2 separate regions of the Homo sapiens genome follow, and region 1 is linked to region 2. The links are chromatin contacts, found by Hi-C in ENCODE. All regions are on one chromosome and are shown on one strand. Each heading gives the region's core, a stretch centred on a gene start or an enhancer-like site at or near the end of the contact. The rest is flanking DNA. Distances are from core to core; before and after follow the strand shown. Region 1 holds the start of CFAP69 (cilia and flagella associated protein 69). Region 2 holds the start of DMTF1-AS1 (DMTF1 antisense RNA 1).

Region 1 (3,287 bases), core at 502-3,001, 3.1 Mb before region 2:
GAGAAAATGCACACACATATACACAGGTATACTTGTTTCATTTGGTATGTTTTGGACTATTTTGGCAATGGCTTTTAAAAAGTATTTTTCCCTAAAAAAAAAAAAAAATCCACGCTTGCTTGCCTTGTATAACGTTGCCCAATTTTTCTTGGAGCAAGTAAAGGAAGACTGAGAGCCATCAGTTATCAAATTCACATACTTTTCAGTTTTGCCCCTTGCCTGGGAGTATGGCTGTATTGTTGATCTTTCTTGCAGCCCAGGGAGTGGAGAGCTATTGTTCCTCAAAATTCTCCCCGCCCAGAGGGGAATAGGTCCACAAAATCGATTAGGCAAATTCCCCTAACACCTATTTCTCCTCATGCAAAATGCTGTTGCTCCGCAGGTTACTGCGTAAATGTCAGACCTCAGAGAGCTCAACTCTATTCCCCAGTCAACTGACCACTCCCAAGGAACTCTCCAAGGCTCCAGGATGTGAACGCAAGAGACAGGGTTCCTGACGCAGCCTGAGATTTGAGAAGCCTCAACAGGAATTCCCACAGTGGCCCCACACCATTAGTGTGAGGCAGGACAGGGTTCCTCCAGGAATTCGCGGCTTTTAAGGCACGATCAGGGCTCTCTGGGGGATCAATGGAATCCTAGTAGGAAACAAACAACTTGGGGTTTCTAAACACCTCCGCCTCGAATAGAGATCCAAGGGCCTCAAATGGAATTTCTCAACAGATCAACTTCCAAGAGTGAATTTTGTATTCATAACAAAAGCAAACCCAAAACCAAATACAGTACAAGCATAATAAAACAAATCAACTCTATTCTCTCCCGGTTCTCTCCGACCCAACGTGTAACAACCAGCTTCCAATTTCATATTTTAAAAATGCTTAATTTCTAATTTAACAGCGTTTTCCTCCCCTCTGGGTGCAGGCTTTAGTCGCAGCAAATTTAAGCATGGGAAAATTTACATCTATATCAAGAACATCACTCGGTAACAGGGATCTACGTATTAAAAAGTTCAGTTCAAACTGATCAGGTCATCAAATCAAGATTTTGCTAAGAATGATTCCTTTCCTCCCTGTAGCTCTATGACCACTTTTCGAAGAAGCGCGGCAAAACCCCGCCTACTCAGTTTGCTAGGACCCTCCAGGAGGACCACACAGCGCTGGTCCCCAGACAGGATGGTTGACAACAGCCAGCCCCTCGCAACCGGTGCAGTTCGCAGGGGGTGGGGGATCAGGATTAGCTCTGCGCTTGGAATCTCCATCCCGCGGCTTCCCCCATCTTCACTCCTGTCCCCAGTTCCACCCTTGCCACCCCCAGGTCTGGACCCCGTCTCGAGACTTCACTCCCACCCCCTCCACCTCTGAAAGCACAGACACCTGCTCATACCTGCGCCTCATCGTCCTCCGTCACCACCCCAACCACCGGGATTTGACTGGAACTGCTAGACTTGTTCCTGATGCCGGATTCCTGGGCCTCGGCGGTCGCCCCGGCTTCCTCTGTCCACATGGCCGGTGGCGGCGGGGTGGAGAGTGGGGGGATCTTCCTGTCCTACAGTGCGCCCGCAGCCGCTGGGCCCAAAGAGGCCCCGCCACCGAGAAGGGAAGGCAGCCTGAGAGTCGCTAGAGTCGCGAAAGGTCCCAAAATTCCGCCAGGGGCCTAGGCCACCGCCATACAGTCCGCTTAGCGCCGCTGCCGCCCCCCAGTTGACCCAGACCTCTGATCCCGGGCCGGTTGTTAACACAAGCCAGCGCGTTGCTAGGGGGCGGGGCCAGAGGCTACGGAAAGCCGGAGAGCCAAACCACCCCAAAGCCTAATTGCACTCCGCGCCCGGCAGGGCGAGTTTGCAGGCTTGCGGTAAGGAGCCTGCAGGATGCACCTCGGTAGGTAGCGGGGAGTGGTGCCTTAGGCTCCCGGTGTGTTTCGGTCTTCATAGTCTTGCTTCAAACAGGCATGAGTGGGTGGAGGGGTGAGGGATGTCTATGGGATACGTTAGGCGTGATACGATGGACGGATAGTGTTGAAAGCGTTTCTCTCACCCCAGGGAAGTGACCAGTCTCGCTTACATTCCCCAGCTTTTATCTGTACTTTAGTGGCCCAACTGGACAGTTAAATAAACAAACATAAAAGGTATTGTACAGAATGTTAAAAGGCTTTTGAGTCAGTTTATTGAATCTAGAGCGAGTTATCCCTTGAAGTCTCACTTTTCTCATCTGTAAAATAGGACTGTTGTGAGGATTGAATGAGATGACAGTGTTTGTTAAGTGGTGCTTGGCACAGCATCCCGTATGGTCAAGATTATCATTATCTTTATTACTGTTTGAGAACTAAAAATTAAATCCTAAGCCCCACAACCGACTGAACGGACCCCCTTTTGGCCAAGAGGACCCCCGATAAACCTTAAAAGCTGAATTCCTCGCCCTGACGGGACGGAAGGACGGACACGCCTCGCTATACCCCCCTACCTCCTCCCTTTTCACGTCCCCCTCACCCCTGGTTTTTTGAGACAGGGTCTCACTGTGTCCCCCAGGCTGGAGTGCAGTGGCAGGATCGTAGCTCTGCAACCTCCAACCTCTGGCTCAAACGATCCTCCCGCTTCAGCCTCGGGAATAGCTGGGAGTACAGGTGCACATGCCACCAAGCTCGGCTCCCCCTCCCTTTGAGGGCTTAGACTCAACAACTGACCAGCATTAATGTTAAAATGGAGATCAGAAGGCTAACAGAATGGACTCTGTGGCAATAACAAATTATAAGCAAGACCTAAGGCCATGCCAGGCAAGAGTTAAGTCACTCACACCTACACTTAAAGAATAACCTTTGTTTTAACTGCTGCAATGTTTTTATTTTTCTCTAGCTGTTAAATAAGAACTGCCCTCGACATAAGCAATATTGAAATAATTGCAGCTCATCCATGGCCAGATGTTGACTAACAAGACCCTCCTGTTCCACAAGTCATAACTGCAGGTTTGATTGGACAAGGGACCGATTCAGTAACTTTCCCCTGATAAAAGACCACCCACTATGGACTGGTTCTGGCAGGTTTACAGAGACTGAGCACTAGTACATTCATGTCTCTGCTTCTCCTTTTGATGTATAGGGACTGTAATGCATTTAAATGTTAAGTTTCCACTCCACAGTGAGCATGGGATGCATGTCACATGCATGTTTATTCAGCACCCCTCTTAGTGAAGATTCACAGCTCTTCTTACAATCTGTTGAATATGTCTGTTTAGCCAACTCATTCAGCATAAAGCTTCTGCTCCAACCCCACCTCCTTCAAAGTGCCTGTTGACTGT
Region 2 (3,622 bases), core at 936-3,435:
AAGTCATAACGCCCAAACTTTGATTTCTTCCCCTCAAAATACTTCTAAAACCTGAACACTCAGAAAAATGTTTACATAAAATAATGTATTCATATAACTGCAACGTATGAACTTAAAGTTCTAAGAAAGATGCAATGCCCAGTACTTACTGATTAAATGTTGATGAAGACAGGGCAATAGCATTTTGGCTCCACCATTAGCTCAACTGCAACCAATTAAAGAGATTCACGCAGAATATGCAGGTGCTAAATCAGTCCCCAAAAGCATATTTTGGGGTGAGCCTATCAACTAAAATAGTAAGAAAAAAAATTAGCTTGTTTGGTGGCATACAGAAGCACCTAGTATCGAGAGTTAAAATGAGATAAAAATCACCACAATCATGAAATGTATTTTTCACACCTGTAACATAATGGTTTTTTCCAGATACAATCAGGCTGGTTTTTGTGCTTTCTGTATGGAAGAAAAAAATTATTCTCACACCAAATTGGATTCTCTCAGCATGACAATTTTTGTAACGTTAAGGAATGTAGCTTTAACCTTTTTTCTCTAAATCTTAACAGAATTTCTAAATCCTAACCAAATACATGAAATCCTGTCTCTAAGTACACCATAAGAGCAAAAAGATAAGATTTTGGTGTATCGCCATAGTCATTCTTTAAATGTTAAAGTGATGGCAAATTATTCAAGTTATTAAAAGACAGTAATCCTCAGAAAGCTATTTGAAATATAATTTCAAAACCAGCTTAAAGAAATTTGAAGTAATGAAAAAACATGAAAACCCTTAACTGAAAAAAACAGATTTTGCAATACTTTCAACATAGTGGAAGAATATTTTCGTATTTGGAGCTTAAAAGCTACAAATGGTTTTCTCCCACGAATTAAAAATACAGGTATAATTTAAAATTTTCCAAATGGCGTCACTTTAAGCTTAAGACATGTCATATTAAAAAATAATTCCACAGAATATGCATTTTGTAGGACGTCCCAACATGCAGCCTCGACTGTCAGAAAGGAGGCACACATAATCAAATCCATGTACATTAAAAAGAGGTACACAAAGATGAATGAGTTGCGAAAAAAGCAACTACACAAATTCAATGAGAGAAAGGGAGGAGTCCTGACTCATACTGTATACTATTATCCTTTTCCTTATCTACACCGAGTATTTTATATAAAGACATATGCTCTATCATTCAATTGCACAAAAGGGCACTTGGCCACTTCTACTCTCAAATCTGCTCTGGAGATTGTGGTAAAACATTCTACATACCTCCCTGAAGAAATTCTCAAAGCGAAGTACATTTTAGAGAACAAAGTGGACTTAACAATTTTAAGAACTTTCTCGGAACTCGGCACAATAGGGTAATTACAACTTTACAGCCGCATTTTCCGTGCTCCACCAGGACTGTCCCCGCGCCCCAGCCCACATCCCTTCTTTAAAGAGAGTCAGACTGAGAGAGACGGTTCGGCCAGCTATCCCGATTCTCTATGTCTGGGCCGTGAATCGCCGAGCAAGGCTGAACCCCCGCAAAATTACAGAAGAATCTAAAGCGCAAACGAGGGAAAAGAACAAAAAAGCAAAGGGGGGGAAGTTGGGTCGAGACCCACCCCCACTCTCTCGACCCCACCCAAGCCTACCTCTCCTACGCTGGACCATAAAACAAAACCGAAAACGTAACAAAAATAAAAACTAAAAATAGAACACCACGAGAAAACAAGTAGGGCTTCCTTACTGTCTCCACTCCTTCTGGCCCAGTTCTCTACTCAACCTCCCGGCCCACCCCACCCCCCAGGGGTCCCGGCGCCATTTAGCTCCTCCGAAGCCGCCGCCATTTTCCGCCCCCGCCGGATCGCCGCTGTGCCTCGGCAGCCGCTCGCTTCCCTACTCTGCAGCCTGAGCCACGGGCACCGCCCGGCCCTAAGAGGGAGGCCCTGGCCGGAACGTGCGGGGACGGCAGCTGCAACGTCAGGAAGGCCAGGCTCCGACCCCGCCCGCAGTGCCCCGGCGCCGACAGCTTGCGCCAGCCGGCGGGAGCTAGCGGGCAGCAAGGGGGCCGGACAGGCTCCACTGGGCGGAGCGGCCCTGGCGGCGGTTGGAACCTGAAGGTTCCATCGCACTTACTTCCTGTTTTGGGTCCGGGCACTTTGGAAGAACCAGGATGGAAGCTCCAAAAAATACCAGGATGGAGGAAGCAGCCACGGGCGAGAGTGGCTGCAGCTGGAGTGAGCGAGCGCGACGAGCCACCGGAAACGGAGCTGCGGCCGCGCCCCGCCCCCAGCTCCCCGCACGCTGCCCCTCCCGCTCGTCTGTCCCGCTGGCGGCCCAGCGTGCTGGCTGTACGCGTCACTTCCGGCTGTGTCGGCGCGCGAAAAAAGGTCCTGGGTTGGAATGTTTGTACTGGTCTGTGGCGGTGGTTGTCGGCTGTCCTGCCAGGAAAACTCGGCACTGACTATCCCACTGCTGATGCTGTAAAAGAGGTCCTTCTGCTATGACGCAACTGTGGTTCCTCTGGTTCTGGGGACACTTAGGCCTCGCGTGCCGATTTTCATAGTTCCCTGTGGCTCCGAGCCGAGGGAGCCGCGGTGTGGAACGGAGGGAACCAGTGATCTCAGTGCTGAAGAAAACAGGGAGTGTGTGTCTTCATACTTGATTTGCCTTACCGCAGGGGCATAATATGAGATATCTGGGCGTGTTAAGTCGTTCTTGATGAAATGTGTCCTCTGTGAATGTAGTCTCACTGTTAGACTAGGAAGATGCTGTTTTGCTGTGCCCAGTTCCTCTTAAAAGTACAGATGCTCCTTGGGTTGCAGCCGTATAAACCCATCCTAAATAGAAAACGCGTTTTAATACCCTTATAAACGAAAAGGATAAATAAGCCTTTGGGTTCTGTAATGTGAGCCAGCATTCTTTGAGTGCGTATGTGACAGGTAAATGTTTTACGTATATTAAACTCATTTAATGTTCATAAGTTCTAAGTGCATCGCTACAATTATTACAAATGAATCCCATTTTACACAGGAACCAAAGAGAAGTGAAGGAATGTGTCCAAGGGCTCCCAAGTTGGCGGTGGAATTAGAATTGAAGCCTCAGCTCCAAAGCCTGTGTTCTGAACTACCCGGTTGCAGTTCACAAAATACACTTTGGCAGTACTTTCATAACGAAAACAAATGATTACAACCAGTTTACAAATGCTTTGCTTTACTGGAGGATCGACATGTTTGACTAATTTTCAAAAATAAATCTCAGAAGCAGCATTTTCTTGTGTTGATAACTTTATTACTAATTTGTGGCACTCTGCATTCTGTTGGAGTTAAGCCGTGTATCATTCCATTTTTTAATAAGTACATAATAATGTTTATGTAAGCAAAACTATGAGGCAGAATAGTATCGTGGTATGGACTCAGGCAGTCAGACCTGAGTGTGAATCTTGGCTCCATTTCTTAGTAGTGGATATGGCACTTCACCTCTTTTAGCTTTGTTTACTTTAGGAGTAATAAGATGTACCTTCCAGAATATTGTAGACAGCGTAGTTTGCATGGAATCTGACGTGTATTAAGCATTAAAAATGGTAACTAATAAACCTTAAAGCCAGGAAAGCAATACAACTACTCAAAGAGCAGT

The links. A loop is a pair of places that touch in the nucleus more often than their neighbours do. Pooled maps may share reads with other maps.
Region 1: a map of gastrocnemius medialis shows a loop between it and region 2 (5-fold over the local background). The contact joins the promoter of CFAP69 here to the promoter of DMTF1-AS1 in region 2. A Hi-C loop is called at or near these places in 1 of 168 maps with a recorded cell type or tissue (gastrocnemius medialis), 1 of 37 single-sample maps with no recorded cell type and 6 of 50 pooled maps.

The regions. Positions count from the first base shown.
Region 1 is chr7:90,243,638-90,246,924 of GRCh38, reverse strand. It overlaps CFAP69 (cilia and flagella associated protein 69), which reads right to left and starts at 1,751. Exons shown (of 23, transcript NM_001039706.3): 1 at 1,381-1,751. The coding sequence starts at 1,500. LOC107986819 (a long non-coding RNA gene) reads left to right here and starts at 1,794. Exons shown (of 2, transcript XR_007060423.1): 1 at 1,794-1,848; 2 at 2,846-3,287. RefSeq lists an enhancer at 374-886.
Region 2 is chr7:87,151,056-87,154,677 of GRCh38, reverse strand. DMTF1-AS1 (DMTF1 antisense RNA 1) reads left to right here and starts at 2,185. Exons shown (of 2, transcript NR_136253.1): 1 at 2,185-2,376; 2 at 3,020-3,255. DMTF1 (cyclin D binding myb like transcription factor 1) reads right to left here and starts at 2,225. Exons shown (of 18, transcript NM_001142327.2): 1 at 2,123-2,225. RefSeq lists enhancers at 2,030-2,591, 2,437-2,676, 2,592-3,155.